Linked DNA regions of Homo sapiens: region 2 is linked to region 1. A link is a loop called in an ENCODE intact Hi-C map of the cell type or tissue named here. Cell type or tissue: CD4-positive, alpha-beta T cell. All regions are shown on one strand. Each heading gives the region's core, and the rest is flanking DNA. Links, peaks and the distances in the headings are about the cores only.

The links. Peaks named below come from ENCODE experiments on the same cell type or tissue, not always from the same donor. Only the 100,000 strongest peaks of a DNase experiment are listed, where the experiment ranks them.
Region 2: a loop joins it to region 1, with 2.7 times the contacts of the local background. A loop is called at or near these places in 2 of 110 quality-filtered maps.

What each region holds. Positions count from the first base shown.
Region 1 is chr1:13,720,609-13,731,584 of GRCh38, reverse strand. It overlaps PRDM2 (PR/SET domain 2), which reads right to left. Exons shown (of 10, transcript NM_001393986.1): 3 at 468-585. Among named protein-coding and RNA genes, the nearest start is that of PRDM2, 26 kb to the right of the region's middle. RefSeq lists enhancers at 75-164, 385-444, 505-814. In CD4-positive, alpha-beta T cell, for the core only: a CTCF peak has its summit at 5,571 (motif pointing right); DNase peaks (open chromatin) are centred at 5,554 and 7,614; H3K27ac peaks cover 293 bases.
Region 2 is chr1:13,808,794-13,816,781 of GRCh38, reverse strand. PRDM2 (PR/SET domain 2) reads right to left here. Exons shown (of 10, transcript NM_001393986.1): 9 at 212-355. The coding sequence ends at 235. Among named protein-coding and RNA genes, the nearest start is that of PRDM2, 110 kb to the right of the region's middle. RefSeq lists an enhancer at 2,857-2,906 and a silencer at 5,354-5,403. In CD4-positive, alpha-beta T cell, for the core only: CTCF peaks have their summits at 5,164 and 5,367 (motif pointing right); DNase peaks (open chromatin) are centred at 5,391, 6,811 and 7,091.

The DNA of each region.
Region 1 (10,976 bases), core at 3,206-8,205:
TCCACAAAGTATCTGGTACTGGAGGCACAAAGATACATAAGAAATAAAGGCACTCACAAGCAATAACAGAGCCAAGTGTAAAAATATTACAAAACAATGAAGTGAATATAATGGTACAATCATGCTCCTCATGGTGAAATCAGAGAGAAGGGAACAACACGTTCTGTGGGGTGAGGCTCAGCAGGGAGACTCAGAGGAGGAGGACACTCAGGCAAGAGGGATGGGACCTACGTGTGTGTGTGTGTGTTTGTGTGTGTGTCTGTTTGTGTGTTCCTGGTTTTATTTTTACAACCCATGTCCAACCTGGATTCTTGACTAGAAAATGCATCAACACCATATAATCTTCTAAGTCAAGGGTAAATTGCTGCTTTTATGGTGCGCTCCCTACCTGACATGCCCCTGCAGGAAGCCTCACTGCCACCTGCTCTTTACTGCCTGACTTGCTCCGTGACAGGAGGAGCACTCACCAATCCGGGTCTTGTCAACAGCAGAAGGGAAAAGCCTCACTTCCTCCGGAAGTCCTCGCAGCACATGTTCGGGTACCTCAGCCAGGGTCTCGGTGGCCGCCACAGGCTCAGTAGTGTTCTGCAAGTCAAGAAATGGAAGGATCACAGCAAAAGAAAGAAAACTCAAATCATGGGTTTTTTTTTTTTTCTGGTTCAATAAGCAAGTATGCAAAAATGTAACCGAAACCTGAAGCTGGCAAGACAGACCAAAACGATGATGTCAAGCATTTGAGGAGCTGCTTTGATGCTTGTTTGTAACTGTCCAAAGGAAACCACTGCAACCTTCAAGCATGTCTGTGTTACTCTATTTTGTTCCAGCCACCTGTGGCCATTTCCAAAATATGATAATCTCTGCCACCATACTGCTTTAAACACAAATAGAATCTGGCAGCAAAATATAGCATAAGCTTACTTCTAAATCAAAGGCTACCATCAGTACCTTAGCACATTTAAAAAATAAAAACCAACACTGCCCACTTCAATGAATGCTTTCAGCACACACCACAAAGGCTACTGGGGCCCTCCAACCCTGCCCCATCCATGTTGCCCTCCAGCAACAACCCCTAACTGGATGGGGCTTGAATATTCCACCCCAAAACACGACAACTTATTGTGGTCCCTTACTGCAAGTGCCACCTTTCCAGGAAACAGTAATTTACCACTGTTTACCAAGTCACTAAACAGCAAAGTCACCAGGATATCACAGAGTTGCTAAGAAACAGAGAATTTTTTTAAATTATTTATCAAAGTTTAGGCTGGAATTCATCATAATCTTAAGAAAAGATTACTATTAGATATGTATGTAAGGAAGGGAGAGATTTGAGCCAACTGGGAGAATATGACTGTTATTTTCTCATTAACTTTCAAATCAAAGGAACACCAAGGGTCTAGTAACCAGTACACCATATATCCTACGGAGCTGATGTGCACATCACGGCACTGCTAAGAATGATAGGCTTTGTAGTCTGAGTGTGTTTCATTTCACTGCACAGGGAAACACTTCTCCAGGACTTTTAAATGAACCAACACAGGCAAAAGTAAACCCCAAACAAAAAAGATTAATTTTTCCCACAACCAGGAAGCTCTTGTCGTCTTCAAGAATATATGTACCAAGAAAAGAATATCATCCAAACTGGCATACTCTCAGCATTTCAATTTTTGGCTTATTAATTATCAACAGTCTACTTCAAGAGAAATAAATCTCACAGTCATTATAAACATGGTCATCTACTCTCTGGCCTGCTTCAAGCTCGAGAGCCCAAGAGAGGGCATCTAGAGACAGGTTTGTCTCTCGTGCAGAGCCGAGCCAACTGAGCCTCCATTTCAGACACACAAATGCTTTGTTCCTGCTTGATTTACACCTTTGTCCCAACAATATCCCTGAAACATTTTCCAAAACATAAGATAGCCAATTAGCCCCAGAAAATGGTCTTATGGTATTTTTAATTAGCTAAAGTGTGAATAAATTAACCATAGACATTTTTCACTTCTAAATATAGTGTCCCCATTTTTAAATTCTTAATCTATAAGCTGGATTTTTGGAAATGTGAACAATTTATTTCCAAAGAGGGAAAAGGTATTACACTGGTAGTTGGCATTGGCATCCTAAGCTACATAATGATTATTTCATAACACTGATAAAGTAAGTGACATTAACAAATATTAGCCAGAGTGATGTCCTATCAGCACTGGCCATTTAGTAAAGTAAAAGGGGATTTTCTTCTTCCGTCTCAGCTGGGACCCTAGGCAAACACTCAGCACCATTTATCCTCCCCAGGAGCACAGCCGCTTTGAAAAGTCACCATGTCTGCTAACCTAAACGGATACTTCCAGGCACTTTCACAGTAATTCTAATGACAACTTCGTATTTACTGAGAACTTCCTCGCTCAAGGCACTGTGCTGTCTTACATGCTGGGTAGAATGTACTCCAAATAGTCCAAGAGACAGGTATTATCAGTGTCTCCCCCTCTCCACACAGAGCAGGGAATTAGAGCTTAGAGACATTGCTTAAAGGGCTCAAAGCCTGGATCTGAATATCTGTCTGATTCGAGTGCCTATAGTCAGTCCTAATCATCAAGGAGTTTTCACTTAAGATTCTGCTGGAATATCATCTAAGAACCTCTGACCTAAAACTTCCAGATTTCCATGGAAATGTCAGCAGGAGATGGTGCTTAAGGCAGGAATGGTCACTCCCACAAGAAATGTGTAACTTGAGTACAAGTTAGAGATCACATGTATTAAAATTTCTGAAGCGCCCGAGAACATGAAGGACCTCAGCAGAGAAGCCATGGGAAAAAGAAATACCAAAAAATCCTATGTATTTGTTTATCTGTTTTAAGTCAACCCATTATTTTTTGTCTTTTTTTTCTTTTAAATTACTCCTTTATTCCACATCTTGTCCCACTAGACCCATTGGTTTTTCCTTTTGGACTCATACACCCAGCAGAGGAAAGCTTTTTCTGTTATTGTCGTATCCTTCACATTACAAAAAGACCAAACTACAACAGAGCACCTCAGTTCACAGCAGCACAACCCAGACGCTGGGCAGCCCCAGGGCCCTCCCTCCCTTCTTCCCCACAGCCCCGCTGGACTCTCCATGGCCGTGGCTATGGCTGCAAACTGCCTAGAACATTTCTAGAAAATCAATGATTTGAGAAGTAGAAGGTAGATTCATGGGCTGGACTTCTGAAATAGAACCACCCTCTTTTCTTCCTTGGTTCTCCTTCACAGCTCTTACCACAATTTTAAATGCTTATTTGTATAGCTGTGTGTTTACTGTGTGCCTCCTCTGTGAGACTGCAGTGAAGACAGATGGTGTCTATCTTATTCAGTGTTGTGTTCCCCCAGCTTAGCAGTAGATTTCAAATGTTTGTTGTCACTTAAATACTTGAATGAGTACATGGCTCTTTGTAAGCTAACTTAAAGCTTTTTTTAAAAAGGAGGGATAGAAATAAATGAAAGAGCTGGGTCATCTATCAGGAAGTATCTCCTCCACATGTGCCTGAATTTCTTGAAATTGAGGTAGGTATTCTTCTGGATCAATATAAGAATCCTTTTTTAGAAAATGTGGTATGCCATTAATTCCAAGCAACCAATGTACAAGTGAACCTTAGGAACAAAGGAATGTTTTCAAAAAATTCTCTCCCCCACATACTCATAAACTGGGATCTCTTCTTGGTACATATCCTGACAGGATAAGATGTAATATCATATCTAAACAGGTTCATCTTGATTCTTATACTAAAGAATCACAATTTGATCCTGGCACTATTTCCCAGATTGATCTTGTCTAAAATAAGTTGCACCATCTACTCTATTTATTTATTTCTATATTTCCAAATCCCTGCTACAGGCCAGGCAATGTTCTAGGCAGCACGCTTGCCTCAACACGGCATCACTCTGGTAAGAAATAGAGACAAAATTAAACACATACATACAATGGCTGATGCCCTGTAGAAAACTCAAGCACAAAAAAGGGGACACATGCCTTCCGATCAGTGGCGAATGAAAAAAAAGAGGGGAACGCGAGGCGTGGTGGCTCACGCCTGTAATCCCAGCACTTTGGAAGGTCAAGGCGGGCAGATTACCTGAGGTCAGGAGTTCGAGACCAGCCTGGCCAAGATGGTGAAACCCCGTCTCTACTTAAAATACAAAAATTAGCTGGGCGTGGTGGCTCATGCCTGTAATCCCAGCTACTCAGGAGGCTGAAGCAAGAGAATTGCTTGAGCCCGGAAGGTGGAGGTTGCAATGAGCCGAGATCGTGCCACTGCACTCCAGCCTGGCTGACAGACCGTCTCAAAAAAAAAAGGAACACAGTCATGGAGTAGGGATGGAGATGCCTGTTCAGACAGAATGCTGAGGCCTCTCTAGAAGTAGAAAGGGAATCTGTGACAATATTGGGGAAACATGTCAGGAAAAGAAAACAGCCAGGACCAAATCTCAAATTAAGAGGAAACGCAGTATCCAGGCAAAAAGACCCATGTGTCCAGAGCAGAGAAGGTAGGAGAAGCAGCTAGAACTGAGGCAGGAGGGGCAGGCAGGGGTAAGGTCTCTGAGAAACACTCATCGCCATTCGCTTGTCTACCCAGAATAAGCAGAATAGAAGTCATCAAGCAGAGAGCAGAGAGCAGATCGCAAGCTCCGCAAGGCACCCCAGCTGCTGGCGTCTCCCAGTACGCCCTGTCCTTGCTGCCCCTGAATAGAAGTATGTTCCTGTCTCATGGGTTTTTAACACTGATCACTGTGATATGAAAGAAGCTAAAGAACTTCTCTGCTTCCCTATTAGCTGACCTCAATGAGGACTCATTATTTGACTGCTTAATGAAGTACAGTCTTTAAACATGTATCAATGAACAGATCTGGAACAGTATGTATTAAATTTAACATGTTAAATTTAAGTCAATTTAATGTCATTTAGTTATTAACTATTAATTGATCTCATTAATTCGATGTTTCCAACTTCCTACCTCAAACTCAAAGAAAGTCACTACCCGCTTCTCTTCCCCCAATTAATCGCCAAAGCGTCTCTCCTTCATTCAGCCCATCCGTCAGTCATTAACACATACTCCCTGAGTGTCTGCTCAGAGCTAGCACCATGCTAGGACCCCCTCCTCATGAAGCCCACTGGCTAGAGGAAGAACTTCTCTGTTCCTGCTCCCTGAGACAAGAAACCTTGGACAGATTTTGATTCACGAGTTTTGACCTTGCTGGGGAGCCTCTGAAGGGCCCTTCTACTGCTTTCCTGATACATTTTCTCTGACCCAGGATGACCTTTCCATGCTGGACGGGGTGAGGAGCTTAGGGAATATAACATTTATTCCATCCTCTGAGCCAAGATCTGTGCTAAGCACTTTACATGCATTACCTCATTTAATCATCACAACAGTAACAATCACAACTAACACAGATGGAGCGTTCAAGATGTGTCAGATACAACTGTGAGCACTTATCACCTCATTTAATCTGCACACTACCAATTGCTATAGGCACTTCTATGATCTCCACGTTACAGATGAAACTAAACTTTGCCCATAGTCCCAGCCAGCAGGTGGCAGAGCTAGGTAATTTCAATCCAGACAATCTCGCTTCAGGGTCTGGATTCTCAAATACTATGCCACAGAGCAGCCCTGCTGAGTAACTTTCCCAAGCTACATAGTTTTGAAGTAGTGGAGCCAAGATAAAATCCAGACAGATTCCAGAGTCTACATTCTAACCACCAACCCAGTGGGGTCTCATACCTCACAGTCCGTGGACACCTGAGAATTCCCTTTCTGGGGCCCACAAGGTCAGAGCTATTGCTATAACAACACTAAGATGTTGTCTGCCTTTTTCACTCTCAGATGTGTAGAGTGGAGTTTTCTGGAGGCTATCATGTGTGAAAATGTCATCATTCTGGTGGCTTATGAAATGTGTGATTGTTTAATCTTATGTTTTAAATTTTTCTGATTTATGAATAAGGCCTGTAGTCTAACTAGCATTATTATACCAAATCAATTTCCTAGCTTTCATATTGTACTAAAGCTTTGTAAGATGTTACTGCTAGAAAAGGCTGGGTAAAGAGTACACAGGACTTGGGCCGGGCGCAGTGGCTCATGCCTGTAATCCCAGCACTTTGGGAGGCCGAGGCAGGCAGATCACTTGAGGTCAGGAGTTCAAGACCAACCTGGCCAACATGGTAAAAACCTATCTCTACTAAAAAAACAAAAACTAGCTGGGCGTGGTGGCGCACACCTGTAATCCCAGCTACTCAGGAGGCTAAGGCAGGTGAATCACTTGAACCCGGGAGGCGGAAGTTGCAGTGAGCCGAGGTTATGCCACTGCACTCCAGCCCGGGGGATAGAGCAAGACTCCTTCTCAAAAATAAATAGAGTACATAGGACTCTCTACACTATTCTTATAACTTCATGTGGATCTATAACTATTTCAAAATACTTTGTTATAATTTCCAATATGGTAAACATCCATAGATACAACAAACATCATCAAAAAGCTCAAGCTGCTACTGCACTAAGACCGCCTCCAGTCTTCCATCGTACCTCCCCTCTCAGGGCTAAGAAGACAGGACCGACTCCTAGAGACCAAACCTACAAGAGTGGAGGGAGGCAGGGGGGCTTAATCCAAACATTCATGTCCTACGTTCTCCCCTTCCTGGGCACCTCCCCCACTTCCTGAGTACAACTGTTAACATTAAAAACTACAAGCGTTACAACTATAAGCTTTCTCCCCTCTTCCTCCTCCTTCCTTTTTCTCCCTTTATGCCCTGCAATATCTTTTTCTTCCATACTTTGTTTTATACATTTTCCCTTAAAAATAAGCCATGAACTTTGGGAGGTTGAGATGGGTGGATCACGAGGTCAGGAGATCGAGACCATCCTGGCCAACATGGTGAAACCCCGTCTCTACTAAAAATACAAAAATTAGCTGAGTATGGTGGTGCCTGCCTGTAGTCTCAGCTACTCGGGAGGCTGAGGCAGGAGAATCGCTTGAACCTGAGAGGCGGAGGTTGCAGTGAGCCGAGATCGTGCCACTGCACTCCAGCCTGGGGACAGAGTGAGCCTGTCTCAAAAAAAAAAAAAAAAAAGCCATGAAAAGGAATTTCTATAACTTTCTACATCAATGTACATGTGAAAAGAGTGTGAGCAGTGTCAAGTATGCAAAGTTAGGGACAAAACATGGCTGTGACATTTGCTTTCCCCAAACAGGCACAAGAGTCTTTATCATTTGAAGGGTTTCACTGCTAATCTCTAAAGGAGAAAAAGCAAAATATACCAGAATAAACTGAGATAAGTTGCAATGGCTTCAGAGTATTAATAAACACAACAACTTACTGTCAATGCCCGTTTAGGCTCCTGCAGGGAATGGAGAAAAAAGCAGAAGAAAAGTTCCCAATACTTTAAACCCCAGGGTGGTGAAGCTGAGACCCCAGCAAGGTGAGGTTACCAAAAGGGGCCAATTTGCATTTGTATTCCAGGCCTGGGCTCTACCCAGAGAACACTTTAGCCTCCTAGAAGCTAGTCCCCACTATCCTAACCTAGTAGGATTTCCCCTATGGCTCTGTTACAACACTCTCCACAACTTGCAACAGTGTGCCCTGTGTATTGTGAAAGCCCTTCCTGGTTGGCTTGGTTAATCACCTCTCCAGAGAGGCAAGTTTAGGGCTGTAGACAGGCAGGCTGTGCTTACTCGCCTCGATACAGCCTGGCACAGAGTGCCCAGCTCAGAGCAGTGGTCACTGCGAACGGGCAAACAAATGCCTGGCAATCAACTGCCCAGAGGTCTGGGCACAGAGAGATGGCTGTAAGAGCAGTACAGCCCCAGCTGGCCATGGAGTCCATGGAAGTGGATGAGAATCCTCGATGGAAAGCAGAGGAGAGAACAGCCGAAAACAAAGCCCTCAGAATGCCCTTATCAAAGAATGAAACGGAAGAAGAAGCACAGCAAATGAGTCCCAGTCCTAGAAGTCATCGCAGAGCCAAAGAGGCACCAAGCACATGGCATCACCAAAGCTGGGGAAGACTCCAGGAAGTGAGGGTGGTCAACAGAGCCAAACCCTGCTGCTGATCCTTCAAAATCTGTCACGTCCAATTCCTTTCTCCAGTTCCCATTGCCACTGACATCTTCCAACCTGAAGTTATTCAGGAATCTCCAATCATCCTGCACATATTAGCAGCAAGTGTCCATGTGCTGGAGCAGCGCTACCTGGGGAACGCAGCAACCAAGAGAAGGGGCAGGTCCTGCCCACCTGCACCCCAAGCTAATGTGGCAGACTAGGGGTGTTCAACGTCTCAGTGACCTAAAGAGTGATGTAGGAGAGATAAGGAGGGGACAGTGCAGTGCTTTAGTTAGGATGGCAGGGGGAGGCCTCTCAGAGAAGATGTCACACAGGGACTTGGACTTGAGAGATGAAAATGAGTCATGTATTAAGAACTGAGCAGTCCAGGCAAACATGCCAAGGAGAGAAGGGGCCTGGGCTGTTCAGGAATAAAAAGAGGCCACCGCGGCTGCACCAGAATAGAGACGGGAAGAAAGCAGAGGCAGCCACCACTGGAACATGCAAAACCAAGGCAGGGCAAAGAGCTGGACTCAATTCAGAGAGCGGTGGGATGACACAAGAGGGTTTGGGCAGGAGAGTGACGAGATGGGGTGAGGCTTTCTGGCATCTAGGCTACTCTACATTCAACTTCTCTGAACCTTTTGTCTTCTTGAATAAGCAGTCTACAAAGTATCTGATTCAAAACGCTTTTTAAACTTTCTAAATAAAATCTAGTCATTGGTCTGCTGGCTTTAGAGACTGTCAACGTTCAAGAGAAGCAAAGAAAATAAGTCACCTGAGGGCTCATCCCCTCCTCTTGTCCAGAAGATTCTAATACAGAATGGGAATGGGTGAGGGTGGGGACAGGGGATTGGTAAGCAGGAGAAGGAGCTTTCTACTGCCTCCCACTGAGGCTGTTACTGGTGAGACTGAGTTTTAACTTCTCAAACTATCTTCATCCAAAGCAACAAACTGTGGGCTACAGCCTTTCATCTCAGATGGGGTTTGTTCGGTCTACCCATGGATTTAAAAAAAAAAATTCTATTGGAAGAAATCACAGAAAAATCCCCATTTTACTCTTACAGGTCATCCCTGGCCCCTACAGGCATCTGGGTTCCTGGCACACCCTCTGGCCCCTCCTACCCTCACCACATTAGGTCCCCTTGCTACTCTGGGCCTTTCTCAATTTAGACTTTCACCTGGCCCTCAATTCTTCTGACGATCAATATCCTCCACATCCTTCCAGGTCAAGTTCAAATCCCAGCTCCTCCACGAAAACATTCCCAACAACTCGCAACGACCGCTGGCTTTTCTGATTTCCCAGATGGTGAGCTGCATGTTCTGTAAGGCCTATGGAGAATGGTCCCATAGGGAGGAAAACGTTGGCGAGGAAATCAATCAGGAGCTTTCTGTAATAGCCCAGAGAAGGGATGTTTGGGTCTGAATTCAAGCAGTAATAGTAATTAAACTATTTTACAGGACAGAATCAGGACATGGTTACCGGCTGAAAAATAACAGTAATAAATAATAATTTACGGTGTTTCCTATGTCAGGCACTAGCCTAAGGGCTTTACATCTATAAACTCATTTACTATTGACTGCAACCACACGGGGTAGGCACCATTACTGTCCCCATTTAACAGATAAGAAAGTGAACACAAATAAGCCGAGGACTTGCCCAAGGTCACACAGCTGGAATGACATTGCCAGAACTGACCAAGGAGAGTGAGTTAGAGGGCATCAAAGGAGAGGCAGAGAAAAACAGTCCCACAGCTTTTTTCTCTGCCGAAGTGTTACTATCCTAACATAAGAGGAAAGGCTTCTTGCCACAAGCTCATTCCACTGACTTAAGGAAATGCTATTCAGGTTGTTAATTTTTTTTTGAATTTCACAAATAATATTTTCATTCAGAAAGACAAGGTCCCAGATTTTCTAAAATTTGCTAATTTATCTAGTAGAATACATGATTCAAAATGAGATTTCAAGGGCTACCACTATTCATTCAACATGCTAATTTCCTAAACTACACATTTATTAGTTGAGGTTTAAGTCAAAACAGATAGCAACCACCTTACTTAGAAGTCTTTTTTTAAAGTGAAAAAATCAGATTCATATTTATAATTATCTATAAAAAATATACTTCTATATTAATAATATGATAAAACAGTGAAAGTGGTTTCAACTTTTTATATCATATATATTTTTAGAATTAGAAAAAAGGGGGAGAGATAACTAAGATGAAAGATAGAAAGCCATCCCAGGGTTTCGCTAACTCTTTGGAATTAAGATTATGAATAGACATATCTACATGGTCAGATGGTCTCCCATAAAACAGCTCCCGTAAAGAAATGAACTACTGATACATGCAACAATATGGCTGAATCTCAGAAACAGTATAAAGACCAAAATGAGACAAACAGCAAAGGGCAAGGACTATATGTATTCCACTCCTATGAAACCCCAGAATAGGAAAAACCAATGTGTAGGAACAGAAAGCCGATCAGTAGTGACCTTGGGCAGGGAAAGACTAACTTCAGAGCAGTAGAAAAGAACTTTTTGGGGTGACAGACATGTCCTATGACTCGACAGCAGTGATAGTTACACGGGTGTGAAACTTGTACTATACAGTTAAAACAGTTACCTTTTACTGTATGCAGCTTATACCTCAAAGTTGATTTTTAAAGTCAAATAACTAAACAGGTCAATAAATCCTAAATTCTCATCTTTAAATCATGTTAAAATGAAACTTTAATGCACCAAGAAAATATTTCCGATTGTATTCACTTTCTTATCTGTTAAATAGGGATAGTAATGGTGCCCACCCCATGTGGTTGCAATCAATAGTAAATGACTTACTGAACGGAAAGCACTTAGGCTAGTGCCTGACATATATGAAACACGGTAAGTTACTATTTTTTATTATTATTATTTTCAACCA
Region 2 (7,988 bases), core at 2,989-7,988, 85 kb before region 1:
CCAGCAAGTGGCAGAGCTGGGATGTGAAACAAGTGGTCCGGAGTCTGCACTCAGCTAAGTGCCCTCCTGGAGGGAGGCCCTGCACCGTGCCTGGTACACACAAGCAATCACACCCACTGCTTTCTCTCCTTCCCTCCCCACCCAAGACCCAAGCCCACACCCCCTTGACCCACCCAAACAGTGCCAGAAGCTGTTCCATCCTGCCTCGTACCTGTCAGGGAGCAGCCAGAGTGTCTACTCTTTGAAGAATGGTCCCTGGAACTGGGCTGCAGCTGGAGCTTTGACCTTCCTATACTGCCTGGTGATGTACGGGGCCGCTGGTGGAGAGCATCGGGACGCCAAGCGGAGGCTGTAGCTGTGCAGGAAGAGGAACAACACACATTGTCACAGGAGCCCAGCCCGGTGCCCTAGACATTGCTGGGGGGGCTTCCTTAGTGCTGGTCACCACTTCCCAGGCCAGGATAGGATTGCACTTCCTGGACACCTTGAGGCCAGGTGCCTGGCATCAGCTAATAGGACATGAGCTTTAACCACCAATGTGCACTTCTCCATGTCCCATCCACCAATTCTCTCCCCTCGGAGGCGATCGCAGAAGCACGGGCAAGAGGAGTGTCCATTGGGCTGGTTCTGAGACACCATGATGGGCAGTGCCGTCTGGTGACCCCCAGTGGACATGCAGGTGAGCCAGAATGACTCCGATTGCATCAGAACAGCGGCTGTGCCCTTCTCTGATTCCATTTCCCCACCTGCCTCCCTGCTCTCCCCTCCTGCCAGGCCCCAACACCCATAAGGAAAAAAGCATCTGGGGAGGTTACTATTATCAAAGTACAAACACACCTGCACATGGGCTGGGTTGTGGGGAATGGAGGCAGCTCCATTGCCCTTAACCCCACACTCCACATCTATCCTGTGCCAAGCACTTCCATGCTGAGTATCTCACAGGGGTGACGTGGCTTCCCAAAGAGGTGAATCTAGGAATTTCGGGGGCATGGTTTTGTACTATTTGTACAGAAAAGCACCCCCAACCACCGCCCCCAGTAAATGGGATTTGATTTTTTCAGAAGGGCTTTTAAAAAATTTATTTAAAAGATAGATAACTCACACCATTAGTCCTCTCCTTTCGTCACTCAGCTAACTCGTACTTCTCTTTCATAGCCCAGCTGGGATGCTACCTCCTCCAGGAAGCTTTCCTTCTTTAACTCCTGGGTGGGGTGTTCCTCCAACAGGCCCCTTAGGTGTCCCCATCCCACCTGAATTAAAAGCCCAGAATAAGGTGTCTGCCTTTCTCATGAGCTCTGAGATCCCAAGGTCAGGATCTTTGTCCTGTTCATTGTTGCATCCCCAGCTTGGCACAATAAAAATAAACATCCGGCCAGGTGCGGTGGCTCATGCCTGTAATCCCAGCACTTTGGGAGGCTGAGGCGGGTGGATCACCTGAGGTCAGGAGTTCAAGACCAGCCTGGCGAACATGGTGAAACCCTGTCTCTACTAAAAATACAAAAAAAAAATTGTCCAGGCGTGGTGGTGGATGCCTGTAATCACAGCTACTCAGGAGGCTGAGGCAGGAGAATCGCTTGAACCCGGGAGGCAGAGGTTGCAGTGAGCCGAGATTGTTCCATTGTACACCAGCCTGGGCAACAGAGCAAGACTCCATCTCAAATAAATAAATAAACAAACAAACAAACATCCACTGAGTAAGAGTGATACATACAGGCTCACTGCATGTCCAGAACTGTGCTAGGTATTTTCCATACACAAACAATCTAACTCTTCACAAAACCTACCCAGGTGGATACTGTTATTATCCCTAATTTACAGATGAGGAAACTGAGGCACAAAGAGCCTGTCACCTGTCTACCTCTCTAGATGGAAGAATGGAAAGTGAGGGAGGCCTCTGGACAAGGCGGCCCAGGTCAGAGGAGGTGGGAGGCCAGGCAGGTAGGAAAGCAGGAGGGACAAACACGCCCGGAACCCTACCTGCTCCAGGTGTTTGCAGAGCCAGCTCTGCCTGCGGGAACAGGAGGCGGGAATGGAGTCCAGCTCAAAGCTGGCACATGGTAGAGCTCACATGAGTGGTTCTCAATCAGGGTACACACTTGGTAATGTGTGGAGACATCGTTGGCTTTCATACCTGAGGGAAGGGTGCTGCTACCGGCATCTGGAAGGTAAGGCCAGGGGTGCTGCCAAACCTCCTACAGTGCCCAGGACAGGCCCCCGCAACAAAGGTTTAACCAGCCCCAAATGCTGACAGTGTCAATGTTGGCAAGGGAGCCCTCAATCAATATTAAAATAAGCAAATGCATCAACAGACAAGCAAATGTAGAAGGTGCTGGAGAAAAGCCTTAGACAAGACTAAGAGACCTGCTGTTGTCACGAGTGAGCCTCCCCCAAGGGCCTGGCTCTCTGTCAAGGTCAGGGCTGCCCCTGTTTGAATTCCTCCCCTGCGCTGTGCAGCCAAGGCCCACGGTCAGCTCAGTCTACTCGCCTGTGCAAGAGTTAAGGAGGAAACGGAGGACCCATGCTTCATACAACTGTGCTCCTGACGGGCCACCAAGGCAGCTAGTGGCCACCCCCGCCAACCCCATTCTAGCTGGCTGGTGCCCCAGGAGACCCAACCTGGGAGGAGACAGCCAGCTGGGAGGCTGCTGGAGACATGGACTCCTGTGTCCTGTTGGGCAATAAGAAACAGAGCTGGCAAAGAGCAGGTCCCCTCCCTACGATGTCCCCCTTCCCAGGGAAATGTCTACAGTGGTGTAGCAAGACCAGCAGAAGCTTTGGAGACAGACAAGCCCTGCATCATCAGTATCCAGCTTCTCCCTTTCTCTGCTGTTAAGTATCCAAAAGCCAGATCAATCACACAAAAATAACACCCCGACCTCCCAGGCCTCTCTAGCCAGCCAGTGTGTCTCCGCTCCCTTTAGCATCTCTTCCGCCTGGGCTCCTGCGGATGCAGCAACCATAGCGTCTCCACCAGGGGGCGCGCCTCCTCCCCGGCTCAGGGCGTCCATCTGGGTGGAACGAGTAGGTCGGGGGCAAAACCCCTGAAGGCAGAGGCCCCTCTGCTACCCCTCATCCACTGCCTGGCCTAATGGAGGACCACGGCAGCCAACATGAACATGGCCTCCATGACTCCCAAGGACTTTCTCAGTTTTCTCTCTGAACCCTCCCAGCAGCCCAGGAGGTAGGAAGAACAAGTGCTTTTATACCCCTTTCACGGATGAGAAAACTGAGGCTCAGACGGATATGGAGACTTTCCCAGGCGAGCAGAGCCCTGGGCTTTCAGCTCCTTAGGCCACCATTTTGAAGAAACACCAGGTCACTAATTGGGTGTTTCCTGTTAGGACGGGGACAGGATGTCGTGGGGGACTGTCCTTCCTGATCAAGAAGTGCTTCACTGTCAAAGAACTCATGAGAGCACAGTGCCCCCAACCCCGAGATGTTAAATACCGAGGACCAAGGCTCCGGAATTGGGTGCTTCTCCAGGGCACAGTAGCAGTTAGCGCAGAGCCTCATGATTCTTGGTTCCCACCCACTAGCTGTGTGACCTCAGTGAGTCATGGACCTGTCTGAGTTCCAGGTTGATCTTCTGCAAATCGGGAAGACCAGTTTGGGGTTACAGTAATGATTAACTTTGGAGAAAGGTCTCCGTGCAGGGCATCCTGGCACTCCAGTAGGTATCAGCACAGTGTCGTGACTGCAGCAGTTGCGGTTGGTGGACTCATATGGAGAAGTCATCACCCCAGGAGGATGCAGTATGGCCGCTGGAGACCTGGGGGTGGCCTCTAATAATCCTCATTCTCATTGACTGTATGGCCCAGGGTAAGCCACTCCCTGTCGCTCGGCCTCGGAGCCTCGGTTTCCCCCTCTGTAAAATGGAGACAGTCCCTGCCAGCCTGCCAACAGAGAGCAGGGCTGGAAGCATTTTGGTGACCAGGATTGAGAGCACTTTGCTTTCTGGGAAGAATCCAGCACATGTGAGATGCTCCTAGTGGGTGTGACCCCAGGAAGCATCGGAGCAGGAGGTGAGCCAGGGTCCTGACTGGTCCTTAAAGACTGAATGTCAGGTAAGACTTCTGTGTCAACACTTCGGTCAGACTTTTGGCTCAAACTCCTGGGCAGGGCTCCAGACCCGCACACCCACTGCCTGCCGGGCCCCTCCACTTGGATGTCTAATGAGCATCTCACTTTAACACGGCAAAGTGGGACATGCTAGGGTCCCACCTTGCTCCCGCCCCTACCAGGCTCCAGCCACACTGGACTCTTGTCACTCTTCTCAGGAAATGGCACTGCCAAACGTGTTGTTGTTACAACTAAAGCCCAATAGCCCTTTTCTTCCTCTTCTATTCATTTTGCTGCTTCGGATTGGCCATAGACCTAGAAACCACACACATTTGAAGCAGGCACACCATCGAGCAGTGTGCTGTGATCATGGGGCCTGTGAGACCCCCCGCTGTGCTTACCCTAAAGCTGATCCATCTCCGGGTCCCTTAATTCTGCCTCCAGGTCCACACACCTCTCTCCACTCCCATTGCCACCACCCAGCACAACCTGTGGCATCAACACCTTCCACGGGGACTGTGGCAATTGCCACTGCACTGTCCCCACTTCGACGCTGCACCCTCCCCCCCACCACCAATCCATTCTCCACTAAGCAACAAGAGAGGCCTTTATAAGGACCACCGGACATGACCACGACACTGGACCACATCACTGCCCAGTGCAAAAGTGGCCCAAGCCTTCCCACACAGAGTGCTGTGCACCTGCTTGCGACCCTCCCAGTCCCCTCACGCACTCTGTGTTCACCCTGTGCACTTGTCTCTCAGCCAGGCCAAGCTCTTCTTACCTGGTTGCTCCCTGCCTGGCTTTCCCCTGCCCTGCCCTCCTCTGCCCACAGCTCCCTCCCACCTTGTGGGTCTCAGCTTAAGTGTCTCCTGAAAGAGGCCTTCTCTGACCTCCCCACCTTAGTGGCAACCCCAGCCCTGTTCCCATAGCCTTTGGAGTTCCCTTCTGTCTTCCTTCTGTCTTTCTGTGACTTTCTGGGCCTTTTGCTCACAGCTTTTCCCACAGCAATCACCTTGCCTGTCGAGTTGCTTACTCCTTCAACACTAGAAGAGGATGTCTTTGAGGGCAGGGACTGAGTCTTGCTGACAGTGGAATCCCCTGTGTCCCCAGGCACAGGACCTGGTACAGGAAATATTGGGTGGGTGGGTGGAGGCAGCCATGAGGGATGCCCCTGGTTTGCAGGTGGAGGAAACATGGTCTCAGGACCACACACCCTCCCCAGGCCCGGCCCCTGTCCAGGGATGGCAGAGCCCAGAGTCTCTGGCACAAGGACAGCCTGTGCGCTCCCAGCACTGCCTCCAGTTACAAGGGGATGCCCCATCAGCCAGCAGGGGGCGAGCACAGTGTCACAGGATGCTTCCTGTGGGTTATGGTGATGGCATGGTCACTGTGCAAGTAAGCGTTAACGAGCCATTGCCTCACTTATCCAGAGGCCCCTTAACCTTCACAATCCAGAGAACAGCCTAGAACGTTGTAGAAAGTCTGAGCCATCCACAACCAGTGCCCACTGATCTGTAAACTCTTTTTTTTTCTTTTGAGACAGAGTCTCACTCTGTCGCTCAGGCTGGAGTGCAGTCGTGCTTTCTTGGCTCACTGCAATCTCCACCTCCCAGGTTCAAGCGATTCTCCCGCCTCAGCCTCCTGAGTACCTGGGACTACAGGCACCTGCCACCATGCCCGGCTAATTTTTGTATTTTTAGTAGAGACGGGGTTTCACCATGTTGGCCAGGCTGGTCTCAACTCCTCACCTCAGGTGATCCACCCACCTCGGCCTCCCAAAGTGCTGGGATTATAAGCATGAGCCACCACGCCTGGCCCAGATCTGTAAACTCTGACAGAAGCTCACTGCATGCAGGCACTAAAATTCATGCCTGGGCCTGCAGCCTGTCCCTAAGGAGCACAAAGTCACACAGAACTCAAGCTTTCAGCCAGGTGCGGTGGCTCACGCCTGTAATCCCAGTGCTTTGGGAGGCCGAGGCGGGCGGATCACGAGGTCAAGAGATCGAGACCATCCTTGCTAACACAGTGAAACCCCGTCTCTACTAAAAATACAAAAAATTAGCCGGGTGTGGTGGCGGGCGCCTGTAGTCCCAGCTACTTGGGAGGCTGAGGCAGGAGAATGGTGTGAACCCCAGAGGCAGAGCTTTCAGTGAGCCGAGATCGTGCCACTGCACTCCAGCCTGGGTGACAGAGTGAGACTCCATCTCAAAACAAAAAAAAAAGAAAAGAAAAAAGAACTCAAGCTTTCACGTTCAGTGCACGCTGTTCTTACTGTACACACAATTCAAACGAATACGGCCGATGGCTTACAAGTCCACAGCCAATCAGAAGCAGCAAAATGAATAGAAGAGGAAGAAAAGAGCTGTTAGATTGAGGCAAATACAGAGTCTGTAGCAGACAGCAGACACTTCCCTGGAAGCGGGAAAGGAGGGCAAGTTCAAGGGTAGGGAAATACTATGTGCCAGGCCATGTATGTGCCATGATGTCCCGGGTTCCATGCATGCTTAATTTCGTCCTTGGGGAACCTGAGAGGTCGACAAACTTGAGAGAGGTTAACTGTTATAGATGGAACCTTTGTGTCCCCTGCACCCCATTCATATGCTGAAGCCCTAACCCCCAATGTGATTGTATTTAGAGGTGGGACCTTCAGGAAGTGACTGGGTTTAATGAGGTCATGAGGATGGGACATTCATGACGGGATTAGTGCTTGTGCCTTGTAAGAAGATGCGTGTGCTCGAAAAAGGTCATGTGAGGACACAGACAGAAGGTGGCAGTCTGTGAACCAGGAAGAGAGCCTCGACCAGAACCAAACCATGCTGGTACCCTAATCTTGAACTTCCAGTCTCCAGAACTGTGAAAAAAAAATTTCTGTCATTTAAGCCGCCTAGTCCATGGTATTCTGTTATGGCAGCCCAAATTTTGTTAAGACAACTTGCCCAGAGTCATGCTTGGTGAGATTAGGATCTGAACACGGGGTCTGGACCACAGCCTGTCATCTCTGCAGGTGACTCCCTCCCTAGGCGATGCATCCGTGGCTTTGGCGTCCACGGCCAGCCTCACACAGATGACTCACCGGCACCCACGCCCAGCCCACATCTGGCCTTTGAACTCCATTCACGCACTGACGTGACATCTCTTGGACATCTAGAAGGCCCCTTAAATCAGTTCCTGAACTTAAATTATGACCCCACCTCACGCCTGCCACTCCACCCTGCTCCTGTTCTTGGTGAACAGCACTGCATTTGTGCCCTGAAAGCCAGAGACCTGAGACTCAACACGGTCCCTCCGTCACTCTCTCCTGCTACACGTCACCTGCCACTGGCTCCATCGAGTCCGCCTTCCTTCCTCTTCTACCACTGTCGGGGACCACCTCTCGCCTGGAGTCCTGCAAGGCGCCTTCCTCACTGGACTTCTCACTTCCACACTGGCTCCCCTCCCATCTGTTCCACAGAAGTGTGACGGTCTTCCCAAAAGGCAAAACGGACCACGACACGCCCCTGCTGCAACCTGTCAAAACCCCATGGCTCCCAGGACGCAGTCCAAGTTCCTTGATACATCAAGTCCAGCCTGCACTGCCCTCCCAGCCCATCTCTCCCCTTCTGTTCTTGTTTACTCCAGCTAATCTGGGTAGACCCCATTTCCCAGTGGCCTGTAGCCTCGGCTCCTCACTAGATTCACCCAGAGAGGCCTGGGCTGCATGCCAGGACATGACATCAGGATCTCTGGGGCAGGATTGGGCAATGGTATTTTTAAGCTCTTCAGTGATTCCAACATGCAGCTGGGTTGAGAACCACTGCTCTGGAGATGCTTCTGTGGTCGCCCTCTTGAGGCAACATGGCCCTGGTCAGGTTCCCACACCGGCCCCCACACGGGCAGTTTCTCATGCATCTGCGACTGTCTGATAAAGGCAGGTCTCCCCAGGGGGC